Linked DNA regions of Homo sapiens: region 1 is linked to region 2. A link is an interaction called in ENCODE POLR2A ChIA-PET data of the cell type or tissue named here. Cell type or tissue: HepG2. All regions are shown on one strand. Links, peaks and the distances in the headings refer to the core of each region. The heading gives the core; the rest is flanking DNA.

Region 1 (10,549 bases), core at 1,438-9,437, 54 kb before region 2:
CATTTAATTAGAAAAATATGTTTTTAATTAACTTTCTCTTGACAAACACATCGGCTTATGTGAAACAGGGGAAAAACCAACCCATGAAAGCAAAAGAAGTTGTGTCAAAGGCAGAGCTGGCTCTAGACTGTGCCGGGAGCTTGGCAGAGCCAGGAGAGGCACCAGGCCTGCCCTACTGGACCCTAGCACCCCCCTGCTCAGCAAGGGGCATGGGGCAGCAGGGAGCATGGCTATGTTCCCAGCCCCCTGGCTGGCTAGAAAATTTCAACCCTGAGCTCTCTGCCTGGGTTTGCTGTGTGTCAAAAGCGGGGGCCTCTGGTGACTTAGGTGTGTCTGAATCCAGAAACCTATCACAATGACTCATAGATTACAAAAAGTTGGGAAAAACTTTCCTCAGAGCTGGAGACCAGGGACTTGGAGGACTCCCGAGGGCAGATGAGACCAACTTGGCCTAAAAATGGGTGAAATAATAATTGCCAGAATTGTAAGAAAACGTTGACACCATAATGATAGATTTTAGCACATTTCACTAAAAAAGTTGAGCAAATTCTAGACCAAGCAGAAAAATGCATACAGACAAAGGTCTGGTCAATGTCAGAGACGTCCTCTGCACTCATTGTGGAGACCCAAAGTTGGACCCCCATGTCCCCATACCCTGACTCAGAAGGGCGAGGGCTGGAGGGAGCTGCAGGGGTGTTGGGGAGGCAACTCTGTACTACCAGGACCTCAGGGAAGAGGGTTGCTGTGGCTGGGGGACCCGGGGAGCCCTCCATCCCTGTGAGGCAAGCAGCTGGGGAGGTGGAGGACCGCACCGTGACCGTGCACCGGAGAGCGCCGCTCCCACCCCGCCCACTTCAGGAACAGAACAGCTCCGGGAGGGCCAGAACTCCACTGCTGGCTCCCCATATTCCCCATGGCTCCCTGTGGCTGCAGGATCTTGGAACCCTTCTCTCTGCCTTTCTTTTGAGCCTGAAATATTTGGATGGGGACACATAAAGTCCCTGATGGGTTCCTCTCCACTCCCAACTTCAAACGAGGCCAGAACTCCTTTCTTTAAAGACACGCAAAGGAAAAAAATCACAAAACTAGTATCCACTGGGGTTTGAGAAAATAAAGTCGATCTGAGGAATCAGATCTGAGAGTCTCTAATTAAACAGAGAAGTGAGCTACTGACACACACCAGAAGATGGTAACTAGTGTTCTCAAGGTGAGGACAGGGCAGGGGTCTTGAGGTGGACAATCCAAAATGAAAACTCAGGCCGAACGAGGCCACCGTGGGGACAGGAGCAGCAGACGAGATGCGGCAGATCCTGAGATTAGCTGAGTAGGAGTAAGACCTGAAATTCTCCTGGGACCTTGGGGAAAACCGAGATGACAAGGAGAAATTCAAGATTGAAGCCAGGAGGACAGGTCCAGGGGATCAGTATTGGGATGCTGAGAATTCCAGGACAAAAGAACAGAGAAGAGGGAGAAGGAGAAGAGATGTTTTTTTTACAGTGGAAGGAACCTCTGTAAACAGAAGGTAGATTTGATTCTGCAAGTAGGGAGGGTTTGCCGGGGTAGGTAAAAATAATGAAAGGGGCCGACACGCCCACATTTTGGTGACATTTTTGAATTTCAAAAACAAGGAGGCCTCTGGCTGCCACTCTGGAAAGAGCACTGACAAGAAAAACACAAAGAACCCAGGGAATCCGCACATTTCTTGAACCCATCTGAACTCAAGGTCAGAGGCAAACAAGGAGCCTGGAATCGAATGAAAGCCAGGCCCCTCCAGGAGAGATGCCATGAGCGGCCCCACCCATCAAACCAGCGGCATGGAGTTCACCAAAGCTGGTAACATGTTGCTCGGACCCACGTGGCAGGCAGAGCCCTCAGAGGGCCCTGTGAGCTCTGGCCCTGACGTTATCCTGTGATTACGTTGGATTCATGGCCAGGGGACTTTGTGGATGTGAAGAGTTGACTCTGAGTTAAGCAAAGGGTGACCACCCAGGTGGGTCTCACCCACTCACGCACACCCTCGGGTGTCGGCAGAAGGGAGCCATGAGGTGTGAGGCACGTGGAGATGGGGGGCGTGGGGTGCAGGTGCTGCTGCCACACTGTGGCACAGCCAAGGAAGCCCCTGGCTAGGAGTGGGGAGCCCTTGGCCGACCGCACAGAAATGAGGCTCAGCCCGACAACGCAAAGAGCTGGACTCGCCACGCTGGGATGAGCCCGGATGCCCCCAGAAGCACCTGGATGAACCCAGAGGAGGACTCTTCCCCGTGGCCTCGGGTGGCCCAGCCTACCCCATGACTGTGAGACCCAGAGGGGAGACGCCAGTCACACCATGCCAGGCTTCTCACCTATGGGACTGGGGGCTCAAAAGTGGGGTTAAGTCATCAGTAATTTGTTGCAAAAAGTAGTGCACCAGGTGTGGGCTGCTGTGGGTAGAGAGCCCTGGGGTCCACAGACACCAAGAGAAGTTCAACCTACAGGCAGGAGAGCCCAGAGCCCCCCTGGGGAGCAGGTTTGGAAGAGGGGATTGTCCAGAGCAGGAAATTCTAAGGAGCAAAAGTCTTAGCTCCTAGGGCGCAGGTGGAAGCAGTGCAGCTGGGAAGGGAAGGGACAAGACCCTCGGCCCCTGGAGGGGGCAGGGCGCTGTCCTGGCCCAGCCATAAGATGCCCTGGATGCAAATGCTAAGGGAAAAGAGGATGAATAAATCATCCCTGCCATGCAAGACAGGACAGGCAGGAAAGACACACGGAAAGGAGAAAGTGTCCTATGAACAACCTAAGGAAAAACAGAGCATGGGTTACCACAAAACTTCTACATGGGACAAATTCCCCCAGAAGAGGCAGAGACTCTAAGGTGAGATTGAAACCAGAGCCAGGCTGATGAAATGAAGGCTGAAACCACAAACACCAAAAAAGCAGAGGCCAAGAGGAAGACAAACAGCAGTCACAGGACATGCAGGCCACTCAGGAAAAGTTAACCGAGAAACTTCAAATTCGAAGAGTCAAGAAATCTAGAAGTCAAATACCCTTGGAAATAAAAGGAGACATTGACAAAAAGAATTGTAGTGGGAAAATTCAACACATCATCCTTAGTTTTGATAAATTCAGGAACTGGATCAAATGTGGCCTATTTGAATAATGCATTTGTAAAGGTTGATTTAAAAGGTGTATTTCAGAACTGGGCACGGTGGCTCACACCTGTAATCCCAGCACTTTGGGAAGCTGAGGCAGGCAGATCATTTAAGGTCAGGAGTTCAAGACCAGTCTGGCCAACATGGTGTGAAACCTGTCTCTACTAAAAATACAAAAAAATTAGGTGTATTGGCGGGTGCCTGTAATCCCGACTACTTGGGAAGCTGAGGCAGGAGAATCACTTGAACCTGGGAGGCGGAGGTTGCTGTGAGCCAAGATGGTGCCACTGCACTCCAGCCTGGGTGACAGAATGAGACTCCATCTCAAAAAATAAAATAAAATAGAAGGTCTCTTTCAAAATGTGTAACCTGTGAGCAGAGCACGTTATTTCTGCATGCATGTGGGAGACATACATGTGACTATACACATAAAATGAAACTTGGCCCAACTCAGCCCGCTCCAGGTCCCCTGACTTCTCAGGTGCCCCCATCTCCTGGGCATCTCACAAGTCCTGACCCCATCCCTGGCCAGGCCGCCTGGGTCTTTCCACAGACGTCTCTAGTCTTACTGCCCCAGCAGCTGTCACCAGAAGGGTCTTTCCAAAACAGAAATTTCCAAACTGCTGGCTAATGAGGACCTTGCTCTCTCTGCAGCCTGGCCTCTGCTCTCTGCCCCCTCCCCTCTCCCCTGCAGAAGCCACCTCCTCAGAGGCTCAGGGCCTACTGGGAACTCAGAGCCTGCCTGCTAGTCTGAGTGCTGACAGCCCTCTGGTGGCCTCTGAGGGCCACCAGGCTCCGGGGCTGAGCCCCGCGTGGAACAGCACAGGCCTGGCCGGCTGCCCTTGGGGCCTTTCTGCCAACCTGCAAGGCCGTCCCTCCTGATGGCTCACCCAGGCCTCCCTCATTGGAGGGACACTTGGAGAGGAGTGGCTCCCCGGTCTCTGTGCCCTGTCTCCTCTGCACTGTGCTGGCCCCCTCTTTCCAGAATGGGTTGAGGGACGCCTGGGGGCAGTTGCCCTGGGGAGCCTCAGCCAGGCACGCTGTTCTCTGGCCCCTGGGGCCTGCAAGGGAGCTCTCTGGAGCGGAACAGTTGTCCCCTGGCCCAGTCCTGACAAGAGGATCTCAGGACACCCCGGGGGCTGCTTGGACCTGTGGGGCTGGGCTGGCTGGGCCTGGGGCTCCCCACCAGCACTGAGGACCAAGGCCTGGGCCAGGCCTCCATCCACCACTGCCTGGCCGTTCCATTTCCAGGCCCAGGCTCCTCACCTGAAAACCTCAGACCCAGCGGGCACCTCCCCAGCACAAAGCCTGGCATGTAGGGACACTGACTTCAGCCCTTCCTGAGAGGCCCCTTCTGTGTCTGAGCCACATGGAATGAAAAGTGGTCTTGGAGCAGGACAGTGTGACCCTATAAAGAGCCCCAAGGCTGGGCCAGGGCCGCCCCATGCCTGCCGCTGTGGCCTCAGCAAGAAGAAAGGGCCTAGACTTGGGGCTCTGCCCCCCACTCGCTGTGCCCCCAGGGCCAAGTCCTCAGTTTCCCCAACCTGTAAAACAAGGGCTAGAACCACCGTAAGGACAGCTCTGCTAAGGACGACCCCAGTCCCGATGACCCCAAAGCCGCCTGCCACAGCCCAGCCTGCACCTCTGCCCCAGGGCCCCACCGGGCTGGCTCCAGCCCCGAACACCCACAGAAGCCCTTGCAGACCCCTCTCTCCCACCTCCCGGCCCTGTGGCCTCCCTGCAGGGTGTGAGGGTGACCGAGAGGCCTTGTTCTTGTGCCCCACCTGGGACCCACCCTGCCGCCTGCCCCACCTGCAGCCGCCGCTTCTCCTGGCCTGCCGCACGCACGCTCGCCAGGTGCTCCAACTCCAGCCTGCGGAGCGCCTCCTTCTGCAGGGCACGTGCTGCCCGGGCGCTGCTCAGCGCGCCCTCCACCCGGCGCTGGCCTGTGGGGCAAGCAGGGTGGCTTGAGGGGCCCCCATGCCCCTCCCAGGTCACAGGCAGGCAATGCAGGGCTCTGTGGACTTGAGTGACTGGCTCCCACGTGGAGGTGGGGGTCCATCCTTGCAGCTCAAGGGTCCTGGGGCTGCCCCAGGGTCCCGGCTTCCCACCCATCCTTCCCTCCTGCCTCTTTCCTTTAATTGAGGGGCAATAAGCAGAGAAACTCGTGAGTGTGAGGCAGTGGGGGGCAGAAGGAAGGGGCCTCTCTGAGGGGGTGACGAGGGGCAGGGCCTGCCCGGGGAGAGCCGTGTGGCTGTCTGGGGGAGAGGGTGCCAGGCAGAGGGCACAGCCAGGGCAAAGGCCCCCAGTGGGAACTGCAGGAGGCCAGGGTGGGGCAGGGGGGCAGAGGATGCTGGGGGCCGGATCGGGAGGGCCCTGATGGGCCTGTGGACGTCACTCCTCTGTGCTGGGGAAGTCGCTGCTGAGAACTCCGATGCCAAGCGCTGACCCAGCCTCGCCAGGCCTGGTGGTTTGGGTGTTGCCCCCAGGCTCCCTTCCCACCGAGCTGCCCCAGGGACTGAAAGCTTATAGCCGGCAGCAGTGGGGACATGGTGGTGCCACTCTCACAGCCACTCCCAGGGTGGGCGGGGCAGGGCAAGGGAGGTCACCTTCTTCCGCCTCAGCCAGGGCTTTCTGCAGCTGCCCCACGCGGCTCTGGGCCCGGGCACACCTGCACTCTGCCTCGCTCAGCCGGCTGCTCAGGGTCGCCATCTGGATGCGGGAGTCATCCTGGGCAGAAGGACTGAGGTCAGCGGGGGCAGTCCAATGGGCGGGTGGAGGGCCAAGGTGTCTGCTAGAGGGTCGGGGCCAGCTGGGGCCGCTCACGGTCTGGCCTGCAGGTGTGCAGGGCAGGGCAGTGGGTGGTGTGGGCCGTGGGCTCGGGGAAGGTGCGGGGAAGGTGATCACACTGGGAAGCTGCGCTGACCTGCAGGCCTGGGGAGGTGGAGGCGCCCAGTGAGACTCGGCCTAAAGGGTCCAGGTTTCAAGCACAGGTGTGGTGTGGGAGAGCTGGCAGGTGGCGGCCCACAGCCTGTGGTCAGGGGGACCGGTAGGGGCTGCCCCTGGCGGGACTTGGGGCTGAGTGCAGACGGGACCCTGCCCCCTGGGGCTGGCAGCGGTGGGAGGGTGGGCCCGAAGGGAAGGAGTGTGCACAGAGGACCCTGGCCAGGGCTCAGGGCCTGCCTCTGTCTTTCCCACAGTCCTGCCCACTGGAGTCATCCAGCGAGGTGGGAGGGGGCCGCTCACGGGTGGTTCTGTGGGAGCCCTGAAGCCAGGAGCAGCCACTGGGGAGCTTGGCCCCACCGGAGGGGTCTTTGGGAGCATTGAGGGGAGCTTGCTGGCTCTGTCCTGCAGTTGCCCAGCCCCGGCAGCTCTTCAGGGGTGGCATGAGTTGCAGAATGCCCTACCCTGGGCCCTGGTGGGTGTCACAGCAGGGCCTGGCTCCAGGGGCTTTTCAGCCTGGTATAAGGAAGGGGGCGGCCTCCAGCCACCCAAGGCACTTGGGCTTGGGGGCCATGGTGGTGCTGGTGTTTATCACAACAAACAGGACGGCCTGGACACTGACCCTCAGACCCAGGGACGCGCGGATGGATGGACAGCAGGTGTTCTTCCCAGAGACCCCCGGGGGGTGCCGCCGTGGGCGGGAGGACCCCAGCCCCCATTACCCGCTCCCGCTGGGCTTCCCGGAGCTTCTGCACAAAGTCCCGCAGGATGTCCTGCACGGTGGCCACATCCATGAGCTCTGAGCTGCGGCCTCCGGGTGTGGGCGAGGGCCATCGGAGGGGCGAGTGGGGCCTGGCTGGGGGGCTGGTACCCTGTTGCCCAGGGAGAGCCTGGGAGCTGTCGGAGCCTGCGGGAGGTGACAGCGGAGGGGTCGTGGACAGGAACACAGTGACAGATACACGCCCTTCCCCTTTCCTCTCTGCTGCCCCAGCCATGGGAGGTTGGGGAGACGGCCACAGGTTCCTACAATTGCCTGTCCGAGTCCCTCACTGTGTGAGTTGTGAGGCCTGAAAGAGAGGTGCCAGGCCAGGGACTGAGCTGGGAGAGGGGCCCGCCTGCCTCCACTGAGGACTCTGACCTTTGGTGGGGGAACCAGGCTGCTCCGGGGAGGCCCACGGGCTCTGTCTCTGGAGCCCCAGGCCACGGCGGAGCGTGGAGCACAGCCGGCCCAGCTGGGCCTCCGCATCCTGCCTTGCACCCTCAGCCTGGGCCAGCTCCTGCTCCAGGCTGTGGATTCGGTGACAGGCCTGGTCCAGGCGAGCCTGGAGAGCATCAGCCACACCACTGGCTTCCTGCAGCTTCCTGGTGACACTGTGCAGCTCTGCTCGGAGGGTCTGCTCAGCCCCCCGGCTCTCACGGAGGTGCTCCTGGAGCCGCTGTCCATGGGCCTCCCCTGCGGCCTCCACCTCTGCCAACTTCCTCTGCAATCCCAGGACCTGTAGGAGGGATGTTGGGGTGCGCCCGTGGGAGACAGTGAGGAAGTGGGGTGGGCCTCCTCCCTCTGCTCCCCGACGCCCAGCTCCTTCCCTTCTGACCACAGGCAGCCCTCCCACCTCCTTCCGGGCACCCTCGTGCTTGGCCTCTGCCTTGGCTGCCTGCCTCCGCAGCTCCAGCACCTCCTGCGAGCACTGCGCCTGCAGCTCATGGGCCTCTCCACTCCTCCTCTGGTTCTCGGCCTTCAGTGTCCTCACCTGGGAGCGTGGGGCCGCACGGACAGGGTCACTGGTCTCTGTGCTGGAACCCAGGCAGCCTCCCTGCCTCCTGCCTCCGCTCACACGTCCCTTGAGGGCAGCTGGCCACACTTAGGGAGGCTTGGGCTAAGGTGCCCCAAAGGACCTTGCCCTGGGAGTTGTCACCCTCAGCCACTCTGTAGACACCTACCTGGGACCTCCTCGGAACCTCCTTGGAGGACCTGGGACAAGGAGGAGGCTCAGGTGGGGCGGGGTGGGCACTGATTAGGGAGTGTGGGCAGTGGCTGGGGTGCATTGGACCCAACTGCCCCGAGGCCGCCATTACAGGAGGGAGCCAGGCCTTGGGGGGACCCGGCTTGCCAGCACCCTGCCCTGCAGAGGCCAGGCCTCCCCTCTAGCCTGCCTGAGTTCCCGAGCGCCACCGGAAGGTGTTGCATGTAGGATACTTCCGTGTGCTGCTGTGCATGCCGGAAGGTGTTGCATGTAGGATACTTCCGTGTGCTGCTGGGCATGGTTCCCTTCCTCCTCGCTAAAGCATTCCTGGTTTTGCCCTCTCCAGTCTTGTCATCTGTGCCCCATGGGGACAGACCCAACCAGGGACCCTGTGAGCCTGAGCAGGGCGTGGCCCAAAGTCTGGGGACAGAGTGGTTCAAAGGCGGCAGCAAGGCCAGGGCTGGGGGCTCCCCTGGGAGGAGCCGGGACCCACCAGGCGGGAGGGTGCCTGGTTGGATGTTGACCCCTCCCTGCCGCCCTACCTGTCTGTGGAGTTCCCGGAGCTCCTGACGGGCGTCCCCCCCTGCCTGCTCCAGCTCCCACAGGTGGGCCCGCAGTGCACTGGCCTCCTGCTGCAACGCCGCCTGGGCCTCCTCCAGGATGAGCAGCTTCTGCTCCTTCTCCTCCTTGGACCGCTTAAAACTGACGAGGGTGCCACAGGCTGGGGCCCCCGCACCTCCTGGTGGGGCCAGCACAGCTGCCCAGCAGGTCTCTGCCTCCCCTAGTGAGGCACTGGCCCCAGTCTTGACTCTGCACAGTGTCCTCAAACTCAGCCTCTGCAGGGTTCCCTGTCACCTTACAGACATATGTCCACCCAGGTCCCGGTGCCGGCCGCATGGCCCCTGTCCACTATCCACCTCTTCAGCCCCTCCTCACCTCATCCCTCCCTGTCTCCCCCTCTCTGTCACACTCCCGGACGCTCAACATCCAGCCTAGCCTGGTACCTCTGCCACCTGCTGTGAGGGCTGTGCCATCCTGCCCAGCTGCCCCACAGGGGCCTTTCTAGAGCCCCAGCCAGGCCGTTGGCCTCCCTCTGCTCCCCAGCTCTGCACCACCTCCTGGAGGCCACCTGTGACCTATCTTGCCTGCTGGATGGGAACTCCCTGTGGGCAGGGACAGGTGTGTCCATGTCCTCAGCCATCCCTCGCACTGGCCAGCATTGCAGACCTCTTGGACTGGGCAGCGGGAGGCCTGCTTGGCATGTCTACCCCACCATCAGTGGGGCCCAAGTCAACAGGACGCCCCTGCCTAGCCCCCTTGCCCCATCCTCCCTACGGCCTGGGTGGGCAGCAGGCTGCAGGGCACCCCCAGCTGCTCCTGGGTGGCCGCCATACCTGGCCTTCTCCTGTTCGGCCCTGCAGATGGTGGCCCGCAGCTCGCTGTTGAAAAGCAACAGTACGTCCTTCTCGCGGGCCTCGTCACTCAGCGCCCGGCGGGCCTCCTGGGCCTCCCTGTGCAGCCCCTCCCGGCTCTCCTCGACGCCCTGCAGCTCCTGGCGCAGTGCGGCCAGTCCCTCCTGGGCCACGGTCAGCTGTGCCCGCAGCCTCTCAGCCTGGGGAGGACCATTCAGCTCTAGAGGCCCGCTGGGGACCACTGCTCCAGGGATAGCCACAGGGGCCTGTGGCCTCTGACATGGTGTGGCAGGCACAGGTGCCCTGCCCAACTTGGTCCCCATGCGCTTTGCTCACCCCATGGAGCCACCAATCCCTAGTGCTGCGGAGGCTGCAGGGCGGCTTCCACGGGCTGAGGCAGGGCCAGCCTAAGAGCCCAGAAGACCCCACCTTGAGCCCCTGGGCCCGGCCCCACGCTGCGGCCTCTCTGGACCCCCAGGACGCTGACCACTGGTAAGCAAGGCCTACCTGGGATGCGGCTCAGCACACGTGTCTGCACTGTCACTGCCTGGGGCCCTTCCCACCTCCTGCCCCCGGCGTCTAGTCCTCTCCTTAGGTGACAGTGTGGTGCCCAGGCCGCTGCCTGTCCTAGTGTGGGCAGCAGCCTCAGCAGGCAGGCTGGGCCTGACCCTGGCACAGTGACCCTGGCCCAGTGACCCCGGCACAGTGACTCTGCCACAGTGGGGGCTCACCCACTCCCTTGGCCTTCCTTCCCCCGTTGGCATGGGAGGCAGTGGGAGGAGGATCTCTGGCAATGGGGGGGCAGTGGGAGGAGGGTCTTGGTTTCCCGCTCCGGACACCAGGCATCTCACAGTGCCCGGGAGAACCCAGGGGTGGGGTCCGGAGGACAGTTGCAGCCTGGCAGGAAGGCCCTCCCCAGCACCTACGCTCTGGGGGTGGGGACTTGCTGGGGCTCGGCCCTGGCGCCCAGTCTCCTGCCTCCCAGGTCTGAGCTCTGGGCCTGACCAGAAACCCTGGAGAAGGCTCCATTCCGGCTCTCGTGTGTCCCAGAGGAGGAGGCGGAGGTAGCCAGCGGGGCATGCCCAGAGATGGAAGCCACAAAGAC
Region 2 (10,549 bases), core at 908-8,907:
TGGGGTGGCTCCTCACTCAGGCTGCCGGCCACGATCTCACGGATGCGGGTGGGCACGGGGGTGGGCGAGGCCTGCCGGCCTTCCCCACGCACGGTCAGCGCCCGGTCTTCCCTGCTGGCTGTGGGACTCAGGATGGTGTCCTCCAGTCTCTGAAAGACACCCCCAGAGATACCTGGAGATGGCAGCCCCCAACAGCTGCCAGGCACCCTCTACGATCCCACTGAATGGGAGCCGCCACAGGGCCACCCCAAGGCAGCAGAGTGCCCTGGAGAGGACAGGGTGAGGCTGGGCAGGTCACTCAGGCGCATGCCTTGGTTCTGCACCTGCGGAGTGGGGCTGCGCCTGTCCCCAGGTTCTGGAGAGGAGGACCACACCCAGCCGAGGTCAGCAGGAGCAGGTACTGCGCTTGGGGCTCTGCCCTGTCTTGGTGGGGGCTGGGCTGAGCGCTGGCTAAGCGGTTGCCAGTTCCCTAGGGGATGCTGACAGGCAGGTTCCTTTGCCTCTGCTCCACAAGAAACCCAACATCCTCGCCCACCTGGAGCAGGTGGTCTCACAGCTTGTTTGCACGGTGGGGCCAGAGGAGGGACCTAGATCCCACGCAGCAGTCACAGAGCCCAGTGTGTTTGTGTGTGTTTGTTGGGGGGTGGGGGCTGAGGATGGGTCAGAGGGCTGAGGCTGAACCCATCCTTCTCTGCTCAGCTGCCCACTGCCCCTCCACAGGCTCGGTCCATCGGGACCCAGGTGGGTCCTTCATGAAAGCCGACTGCCAGGGAAGAGGCTCCAATAGGCCCAGAAGTGGGCAGGAAGGCCCAGGACCTGGGCTCACACTCAGGAGGTGTTTGCTGAATGGCTGCCCTTCTGCCCCAGGAGTGCCTGGGTGTCCTGGGTACCCCAGCCTGGTTTTGAGGGTCTTGGGCTCTAATGGCATTTTGCCGGGCAGGGGCACAGCTTGGGGAGGGCCGGGACCCCAGGGCAGGGGACTCCTGCCAGGTGAAATAGATTACCGACTGTGGGCAGGACACACAGGCCGCCTGTGCCAAACCAGCAGAAGCCCAGGCAGGATCCCGCAGGAATACGCAAGGCCACAGCTGTCCCCGGCCTGCTGCCTTAAGGATATCTGAATTTCAGGCAGTGAATTAACTACTAAAGGGTGACTGGATGCTTGCCAGGGGAAGCTGGGAGGGGATGTCCACTCCTAGGGCTCTCCAGCATGGCACGCCAGAGTCCACCCAAGTCCTCCTTGCCTGGCTCCCACGCCAGCACAGAGGACCCCTCTCCCTGGGGTCCGCAGGGCAGCTCCCCCACCTTGTGCCTCCTGGATTTTCCTCCTGACCAGGGTCCACGTGGGTGACCACCTGGCTGCCTCCTGCCTCCCATCTCTTGGCCCTCCCTGAGACCCTGCTTGCGTCCCCGGACTCTGACCTCAGGCCTGGGCTGGTGGCTGTGCCCTGCTCCCCCACCCTCCTCCCAACCCCAGCCAGGCCTCCTGCACCTGGTGCATGCTGTCTGGCTATCCCGGATGCTCCCTGGACACAGGCCTCCTCCTCCATCTGCACCCCAAAGATCGCGGCCCCCCTCGCCGGGGTTGGAGAGTCACCGCAGACCCAGGCTCAGCATGGCGCCTGGAGAGGCCCTATTCCGACTCTGCTGCCCTGCAAAGGGCAGCCACTCAGCAAACGCCTCCCCACTATCAGCTGAGGTCTGGGGCCAGCCCGCCCGTCCTCCCGACAGCCCGTGCACCAGGGTCTGTCTCTCAGTCCCCTGGGAGGTCTTGGGAGGCGCCTTCACTGCAGGTTCCCCCATTGCCTCTTCTTCTGGAGGGAGTAATGGGCCCCCCTTGGGAGCAGCAGCCCAGTGGGGGAGGGGGAGGGAAGTCCCTGCTCCTCCTCCTGGGCCCAGCTGGGACCCAGGTGCCAAGACCACCAACCAGGAGGAGAGCTGCTGGAAGGGGCTCAGCCATTCTGTTCTAAACCCCTTATTTTGCACAGCGGAGAACGGAGGCCCAGCAGGGTGGCAAGAGGCACCCCAGGCTCCTTGATCAGAGACCGTCATGCTCCGCTCAATCCCCCAGACTGGGAAGGGCTCTGCCCCGCCCTCCCTCCGCCTGCTCAGCAGCTCCCGCCCTGCGCTCCCCCGGGCATCGGCGGCGCCACCCGCTAACGGGAAGGCTGCAGCGCGGAGTAAACTTGACTCATTCCTAACATTTACAGAGGGTCACTTATTAGCGGGACGTCCCGAGAGGCGCTGGGGCGTAATGGGTTCCATCTGTGGACGGGTGCCTGCAATAGGCCGCGGCCCAGCTGGAGCCGGAGGGGGGCGCGGGGAGCGCGGGGGGAGCGCAGGGGGCGTTCAGGGGGACACGGGGGGAGCGGGGAGCGCAGGGGGCGCGGGGGCGCGGGGGCACGGGGGGAGCGCATGGGGGGGGCGGGGGACGCAGGGGTCGTGCAGGTGGGCGGGGGGCACCGGGGAAGGAGGGGGCGAGCAGGGGGGCGCAGGGGGACGCAGAGGGGGGCGCAGGGGGCGTAGAGTGGGCGCGACTTTGGAGTGTGAGGGCAGCGCCGCCCCCATGGAACCACCCGGAGGAGAGAAGGGCTGAGGGAAGGAGCAAGCAGGGGAGAGGCAGGGATGGGAGAGGAGGGGAAGGAAGGGAAGGTGGAGGTCGGCGTGTCCGGAGGCCTGTGCCGCCAGCCTAAGCGCTTAGGACCCCGCCGATGCTGCTTCCTTCCCCACGGCTCCAGGGTGGTCCTGAGGGTCGGCACCGCCCACTCCCCAGGCCCCTCCCAGGGACTCTGCGCTGCCACCTGCGCCGGCGGGTACAGGCAGGGCGTCCCCTCCGCGACCTGTGGGTCCTTCTGGGCCTGCCCGTTTCCCGCCCGGGGCCTCTGCGGGGTGGGCCCAGGCTGTGGCCCAGCGTCCGCTGGAGGCTTGTATTCTAGAAGGCCTCGCAGTGGGAGGGAACACCAGGGCTGGAGGTCACTTTCCCCTAAGGCCCCAGACTCACAGCTGAGCCCGGCCCCTATCTCTTCCTCCTGCCCCCAGCACCTTCTTCAGCTCAACCTGCATTAAAGACCCCAGGGAGGTCACAGCCCCTGAGTGGAGCTACGCTAGGGGTAGCTGGCCCACTCAACCCGATCCTGGCCCTGAGGGGGGTGGCCCAGCAGGGAGAGCCAGCGGGTCCTCACTGCTGCGCCACCCCATTTGGTTGTGTGGAGAGGGACAGCCAAACCTTGGGGGAAATGTGGGCTCCCCATATCTCTGCCTCCACAGGGTTAGAGCAGGGCTCCCCTCTAAAAGAGTTGGACTGGGGTCCTTGCTATGCCACCAATAAACAGAGACCGTGGGTGTTACCCCCCACCTCATGTCCCCATCTGTGAAATGGGAGCGTTGGCCATCCAGGCCCTCCTGGATCCCAGGGCCAGGGGCTGAGGCTCTGTGAGGGTGCAGTGGATGGACCACGTGTGGCCTCAGCTGCCTGCCCCCAACTGGCCACCAGCCCCTGGGAAATGCAAGCTGCTGGAATCTTGCCTGGAGGCAAATGACCTCCCACACTCTGATGGAATCAGAACCCTCGTGTGGATCCAGGGTCCCACCTGCACTTTGGCACTTGCTGGGGACCGGGGGTTTCAGGGCTGCTACCAGGGCCTCTCCTCTTACACCCCTTCCCCATTCCAGGGCCTTGGCCAAGACCCTGGAATGGGGGGCCGGGAGGTCACCTTATCATCATGCTGCAGATGGGGAAACTGAGGCCAGGGACACGACCCCAGCTCTCCACTGGGGTGGGGTGGAGCCACAGCGCACCTGCCAGCCCATACTGCCTGCAAAAGGCTTCCGCCTGCAGGGAGGGCGCAGGGACTGTAGGTCTGCACCGAAAAACCCGAGTCTTGGCTTTATCTGGAGGCCACGCTCTTGCGCTGATTCCCATCCCTGCGCCTGGGGCATCACCTTGGAGATGCTGTCAGGGGTCAGAAGACTTGGAGGGAAATCCCCCACACCCTCGTCAAAGCCATCTGAAGCAGGGACGGTCAGGGGCCTGCTGAAGCTCAGACCCAAGGGTCACTGGCCCCACCAGCCCTCAGCAGCCCCACCACCCCGTCGTCCCGTCCTGCTTGGACAGCTGCCTGAGCTGGGGGCGGGAGGGGGAGCACGTCCATCGGGACCCCCGCCCACCCACCAGCAGGCTCCTCGGTCAGCCTGGGTCACCCTCATTGAGGGGTGGACCCCCGAGTGAAGGGTGGGGTGGAGGGCGAACCTCCTGAGTGAGGGGTGGGATGGAGGCAGCTCCCAGCCAGAGGGTGGAGGGTCCCTTCCCTGAGCTCCAACAGTGCCCCCGTGTGGCCGCGAGGAGCGCTGCAGGGGGCTGCCAGGTCCTGCTCTTGTAGAACGGAGGCTGGGGCTGGGGGTTTGGACGGCATCTCGGACCAGTGCTCAGTGGAAAATGAAAGATGTGTGTCCACGAGAGTGAAGGCGCGCGCCAGCATCGGCCCGCAGGGTTCTCCACGCTCTCCACTTGCAAACGTTTTCACATCCATTGTCCTGGCCTGCATTGGAGGCTTCTGGCCTCCGCCTTAATGGGTGAGGAGGGTGAGGCTTGGCACCTCTGAGACTTGCTCAAGAGCACCTGCTCAGCAGCAGCGTTAGGACTGGGACCCCAGCCTTGGGCCCCCACTCGCGCACAAGGGTGGTCACTGATGAGCCTTCCCAGCGGCGGTGTCTGGACTTGGCTCCACTGCAGTTCTCCTCCCCTGTGTGCCCCCTTCCCAGCCTGAGCAAAGGGCAGGGAACCAAGCAGCTTCCGGGCCGGGCGGCAGCCCCTTTCCTCCTGTGTCTGAGCCCAGCCATGCTGCGGCTGCTGCCTTTCTCTCCCGGGCCCTCCATGGCCCTCCCAGCATCCCTGGGCGGGGAAGTCTGGCCTTGCCAGGAGCAGGCACAGCTTGAAGAACACATCTGAGGACAGGGCCTCCGGCCAAGTCCAGCCACCGGACGTCTGCTTGCCGTCCTTCCGCAGCCCGGCCCGCCGCAGAGAGGGCCTTGGGCTGGGTGGCCTCCTGCCAGGCTCCATTTCCTTAGGAAAAAGAGCTTCTCTGTGCCTGGGATAACACCTGGCCTCCAAAATGCTGTATTTCAGCAATTGCTCAGTTTAAGTCTCTGTGTTTGTGGAGCACACTCTGGGCCTGGGCATCACCCAGGAGCGGGAACATGCCTCTGTGGGTGTCAGTTTGCTCCTCAGGTGTTGATAAATCTAGGCCACCCCTGCAGGCAGGACCCCGGCCGGCTAGGCACTGAGGCAGGGATTGTGGATGGGGAGAGACAACTTCTCACTCCCTTCTATGCCACCAACACAATGCTTGGCACACAGACAGGCTCGGACACAGCGCACTGCTCCTGCTCAGAAGACTGAGAGCTCAGCTGGAACTGCCTCAGGTCCGAATCACCAATGGCAAAATGACTCAGAACAAGGAACTCGAGGAGGGCAAGGACCCTGTCTTTCCTGTTTATCCCTGTGTCCCTGGCGCCCACGCAGGCTTCCTGGGGGAGGTGGGATAAGAAAGAGCCCACCAGCTAGAGAGCCCGGGCACTGTGTCCATGTGGAGGGAGCTGTGGAAGCAAAGGTGGAGGGGGTGCATCTCCAGGGGTCTGTGCAGGGTCTGGGGGAGGGGCAGTGGGGATGGGGGTGAGTGAGGCAGAGCAGGAACCTGGCTCCAGACCGTGAGGGCCTCAAATGTTCTGTGGAGGATTGTGGGACACGATCCTTGGACCCCGGGGCTAGTGGGGGTTCCTGAGCGGGAGGATGGGCCCGTGTTGTTAGCACAGTGGCCCTGGCTGTGCCTGACAGGGCCTGGATGTGGCCTGGGAGATTGGGAGATGGGCTGAGCATCTGCCTCTGGCTTGCTTGTGACAGTGCGGAGCTCAGCGACGGGCACCGTGGCCTGGCTGCTTGGAAACCATCCACCGCTCCTGTCCCGTGGTGGGGACCCTAGACTTGGTCCCTTGGGATCTCCTGAGTGATAAGCGTGTCTTCTGTTGGCCTATGAGACGACTGATGGCCAGGGCCCCTGGATAGCCGCAAAGTAGGGGCTGGTTACCAGAAAGACCACGGCACGATTAGAACGTTGGTGCTTTCAGCCCCACACCCTGACATCTGGGGAGGGGAGAGGAGCTGTCTCTGGAGCTGATCACCAACGGCCAGTGATTTAATGAATTTTGCCTACTTAATGAAGGTTCCATAAAAACCCTAAACCACAGGGCTGGGCAGGCTGGGTTGCTGAATACAAGGCAGTGCTGTGGGTGGTTGGTGTGCCCAGGGGCCTGGAGGCTCCGTACCTGCCCCCTGTACCTTGACCTGGGCACCTCTCCTTCCGGCTAGTCCTGAGTTGTGTCCTTTATAATAAACCAGTAATCAAATGGGAAAGTCACTTCCAGAGTTCTGTGAGCTGTTCCAGCAAATTATCAAGTTGAGCAGGGAGTTGGAAGAACCCCTAATTCATAGCCAGTCAGACAGAATACGGGAGGCCCAGGACTTGTGATTGGCATCTGAGGTGGGGCAGCTTTATGGGACTGAGTCCTTAAACTGTGGGTCTGTGCCCGCTCTGGATGGTTAGGGTCCGAACTGGATTGAATTGTAGGACAGCTAGCTGGTGTCCAGGGAGGTGGAGAATTGGCTGGTGTCAGGAAAAACCCACACATTTGGTGTTAAAAGTGGTATGAGTAACAACAGTACAGACAGATAAACCTTGCCTGGAGGGAAGTGCGTACGTCAGAGAGGAAAAGAAGCGGGAGGGTAAGACGGTGCGGTTACTACGGAAGACAGCATGACAGGTCTCCACAAAATTAAATGTAGACTCTCCGCGCGACCCAGCCATCCACTTCTGGGCATCTGCCCGAAAGAATTGAAAGCAGAGGCTCGAAGAAATATTTGTACTCCGAGGTTCACAGCAGCATTTTCACAGCGGCCGGCAGGCAGAAGCTACCCAGGCGTCCATTCAGAGATGAATGAATAAACAGAGTGTGGTCCCTCTATGAGTAGAACATTACTCAGCCTTAAAAAGCAAGGAAATGCTGGCGCCTGCTACAACATGGGTGGACCTCGAGGGTGTCATGCTCAGTGAAATAAGCCCGCCACGAAGGGACAAATACCATCTGATCCACTTAGACAAGGCTGCTAGAGTCACCAAGTTCATAGAGACAGAGAGTAGGATGGTGGGGGCTGGGAGAGGGGGGAATGGGGCGTGAATGTTGAATGGGGGCAGAGTCTCAGTTTGGGAAGATGAAAGTTCTGGGGCCGGGCGTGGCGGCTTACACCTGTAATTCCAGCACTTTGGGAGGTTGAGGCGCGCACATCGCTTGAGGTCAGGAGTTCGAGACCCTCCTGGCTACCGTGGCGAAACCTCGTCTCCACTGAAAATACAAAAAATAACTGGGCATGGTGGCGTGTGCCTGTAGTCCCAGTTACTGGGGAGGCTAAAGCACGAGAATTGCTTGAAGATGGGAGGGCGGAGGCTGCTGTGAGCCGAGATCGCACCACTGCACTCCAGCCTGGGCGACAGAGACCAACTCTGTCTAAAAAAAAAAAAAAAAAAAGTTGTGGACGTGGATGGTGGTGATGGTTGCTCAACGCTACGAATGTGCTTAGTGCCACAGAATTGTTCCTAAAAATGGTTAAAATGGTCAGTTTTATGTTATGTATATTTTCCCACAATTTAAAGAAAAATGAAAAATTTTTTTAAAAATTTATTTTATTTTTTTTGAGACAGGGTCTCGCTCTGTCTCCCAGGCTGGAGTACAGTGGTGCGATCTTGGCTCACTGTTACCTCCACCTCCTGGGTTCAAGCGATTCTCCTGCCTCAGCCTCCTGAGTAGCTGGGATTACAGGCGCCTGCCATCATGCCTGGCTAATTTTTGTATTTTCAGTAGAGACGGGGTTTCACCATGTTGGCCAGGCTGGTCTCAAACTCCTGACCTCAAGCGATCCGCCCGCCTTAGCCTCCCAAAGTGCTGGGATTACAGGTGTGAGTCACTGCACCCGGCCAGAAAAAAAGAAATTTTTAAAAAGGCTGAACAATCAATGAGTCAAGCACATATTTCCAGAAGTGAGATGAAGAACAAACCCAGAGAAACTGAAAGCGAAGGAAGAATGCATATGCAGGTTAAAGGAAGAATGCATATGTAGGTTAATGAAACACAAGATAAGAATACTATGAGCCGGTACGCGGCTAGTATCAGAAACGAGAAAGGGGATGCCACTTCGGGGCAACCACTTCCTCCCCACTGTGCCCAGGACTGGGGTTCCAGACCCAAGGCTGTCTGGAGTCCTGGGAAACCCCTGTCTCGAGCCCCTCAGCAAAGAGGGACAGCTGGTTACCCCACGGATCCTGCAGACATCCAAAAGACAGGAAGAAGATATTGTGAACAACTTTTGCCAATTTCAACAACTTGAAAATTTGGATGTAATGGACAATTTCCTAGAAAAATAGCACAAATCAAAATTCAAGCCAAGGAACGGGAGTCTGAGGAGCCCCCAGCTCTGAGGGGACTGGGCTTTCTGTGCTGGGTTCCTCGTCCGGGACTCTGCGCCATGCTTCTCCATCAGCTGCGGGTCTGGGTGCTGGAGATTCCGAGGAAGGGCACACCCCCACCCCTCAAGGCAGTCACAGATACCCCCCACTTCACGGGCAATTTCAGGGGGCTTTGCACTCCCCAAGTCCGACTTGCTCACCCCAGGGACAGAGGTTGAGAGTTTCCAAGCCTGCCCCTTTACATCCAATTCCAGCTCCAGGGTGGGGGCATTCTGGGGTGCTGTGCAGAGGTTGCTGGGGGGCTTCCAAAGGAGGGGAGAGCAGCTGTGGCCGGAGGAAGAGGGATGTCAGAGAGGCTTCTCCGGGCCTGGGAGCATGTTCGCCATCCGTCCAGAGCCACCACCCCTGGTCACAGGGGGCCTCCTGCATCCTCAAGCCACGGCCTTCCTCAGGCCCTATGGTCTCCCAGGCTATAGCTGGAGGGTGGAGTGTCCCTACGGTTCTGCTGCCCATCTGGACAGCTGATCTGGGCGTCTGGCACCCGCCTGCTCCCTGCTCACTCTGGGGTAATGGCATCAAGATCTCAATCACTACAGCAAAAATAACAGGTGTCAGCAGGGCGGGCAGAGCAGACTTCACTGGGGCCTGCGTAGCCTCCAGATGAGTTTCCTGGGGACAGTGGGAATTTGGGGGCAGACAAAGCTAAGCATCTCTCAGCCACATTTGCACAGTGCTCATGCCCCTGCCTGATGTCAGCATCGGCCTGGGATTCCCCCTCAGACCAGCCGCTAACCACAGCAGCTCCCTCCAACCCTTACGCCTCGGCTTTCCTGACATCCGAGGGGATGAGAATCCTCACAGGGCTGCAAGTGTCCTGCAAACGTAGTGTGCTGGCTCTCCAGCCTCCATTCACCAGCCCTGCTCTCAGAACTCATGGAGCCAACACCCAGGCAGAGCTGGCCGAGCTCCAGGTGGAGGAGGTAGAGGTCACCTGAGGTGGAGGAGGTAGAGCTCACCCCAGGTGGAGGAGGTAGAGCTCACCCCAGGTGGAGGAGGTAGAGGTCACCCGAGGTGGAGGAGGTAGAGCTCACCCGAGGTGGAGGAGGTAGAGCTCACGCCAGGTGGAGGAGGTAGAGCTCACCCCAGGTGGAGGAGGTAGAGCTCACCCCAGGTGGAGGAGGTAGAGGTCACCCGAGGTGGAGGAGGTAGAGCTCACCCCAGGTGGAGGAGGTAGAGCTCACGCCAGGTGGAGGAGGTAGAGCTCACCCCAGGTGGAGGAGGTAGAGGTCACCTGAGGTGGAGGAGGTAGAGCTCACCCCAGGTGGAGGAGGTAGAGCTCACCCCAGGTGGAGGAGGTAGAGGTCACCCGAGGTGGAGGAGGTAGAGGTCACCCCAGGTGGAGGAGGTAGAGCTCACCCCAGGTGGAGGAGGTAGAGCTCACCCCAGGTGGAGGAGGTAGAGGTCACCCGAGGTGGAGGAGGTAGAGCTCACCCCAGGTGGAGGAGGTAGAGCTCACGCCAGGTGGAGGAGGTAGAGCTCACCCCAGGTGGAGGAGGTAGAGGTCACCTGAGGTGGAGGAGGTAGAGCTCACCCCAGGTGGAGGAGGTAGAGCTCACCCCAGGTGGAGGAGGTAGAGGTCACCCGAGGTGGAGGAGGTAGAGGTCACCCCAGGTGGAGGAGGTAGAGCTCACCCCAGGTGGAGGAGGTAGAGCTCACCCCAGGTGGAGGAGGTAGAGGTCACCCGAGGTGGAGGAGGTAGAGCTCACCCCAGGTGGAGGAGGTAGAGCTCACGCCAGGTGGAGGAGGTAGAGCTCACCCCAGGTGGAGGAGGTAGAGGTCACCTGAGGTGGAGGAGGTAGAGCTCACCCCAGGTGGAGGAGGTAGAGCTCACCCCAGGTGGAGGAGGTAGAGGTCACCCGAGGTGGAGGAGGTAGAGGTCACCCGAGGTGGAGGAGGTAGAGCTCACCCCAGGTGGAGGAGGTAGAGCTCACCCCAGGTGGAGGAGGTAGAGCTCACCCCAGGTGGAGGAGGTAGAG

Evidence for each region. ChIA-PET counts read pairs that join two places held together with the same protein. Peaks named below come from ENCODE experiments on the same cell type or tissue, not always from the same donor. Only the 100,000 strongest peaks of a DNase experiment are listed, where the experiment ranks them.
Region 1: POLR2A ChIA-PET joins it to region 2 with 10 read pairs; 3 of 35 experiments call an interaction of 5 or more read pairs at or near these places.

The regions. Positions count from the first base shown.
Region 1 is chr2:240,962,651-240,973,199 of GRCh38, reverse strand. CROCC2 (ciliary rootlet coiled-coil, rootletin family member 2) reads right to left here. Exons shown (of 32, transcript NM_001351305.2): 21 at 9,427-9,644; 22 at 8,575-8,734; 23 at 7,682-7,819; 24 at 7,207-7,564; 25 at 6,791-6,975; 26 at 5,735-5,855; 27 at 4,938-5,071. UICLM (up-regulated in colorectal cancer liver metastasis) reads left to right here and starts at 5,749. Exons shown (of 9, transcript NR_033841.1): 1 at 5,749-5,873; 2 at 9,024-9,211; 3 at 9,454-9,936. RefSeq lists an enhancer at 9,730-10,549. In HepG2, for the core only: a CTCF peak has its summit at 3,894 (motif pointing left); DNase peaks (open chromatin) are centred at 3,849 and 5,726; H3K4me3 peaks cover 1,557 bases; H3K27me3 peaks cover 1,316 bases.
Region 2 is chr2:240,908,326-240,918,874 of GRCh38, reverse strand. It overlaps CROCC2 (ciliary rootlet coiled-coil, rootletin family member 2), which reads right to left. Exons shown (of 32, transcript NM_001351305.2): 2 at 1-149. Among named protein-coding and RNA genes, the nearest start is that of CROCC2, 7.3 kb to the right of the region's middle. In HepG2, for the core only: a CTCF peak has its summit at 4,327 (motif pointing left); a DNase peak (open chromatin) is centred at 4,348; H3K4me3 peaks cover 693 bases; H3K27me3 peaks cover 5,723 bases.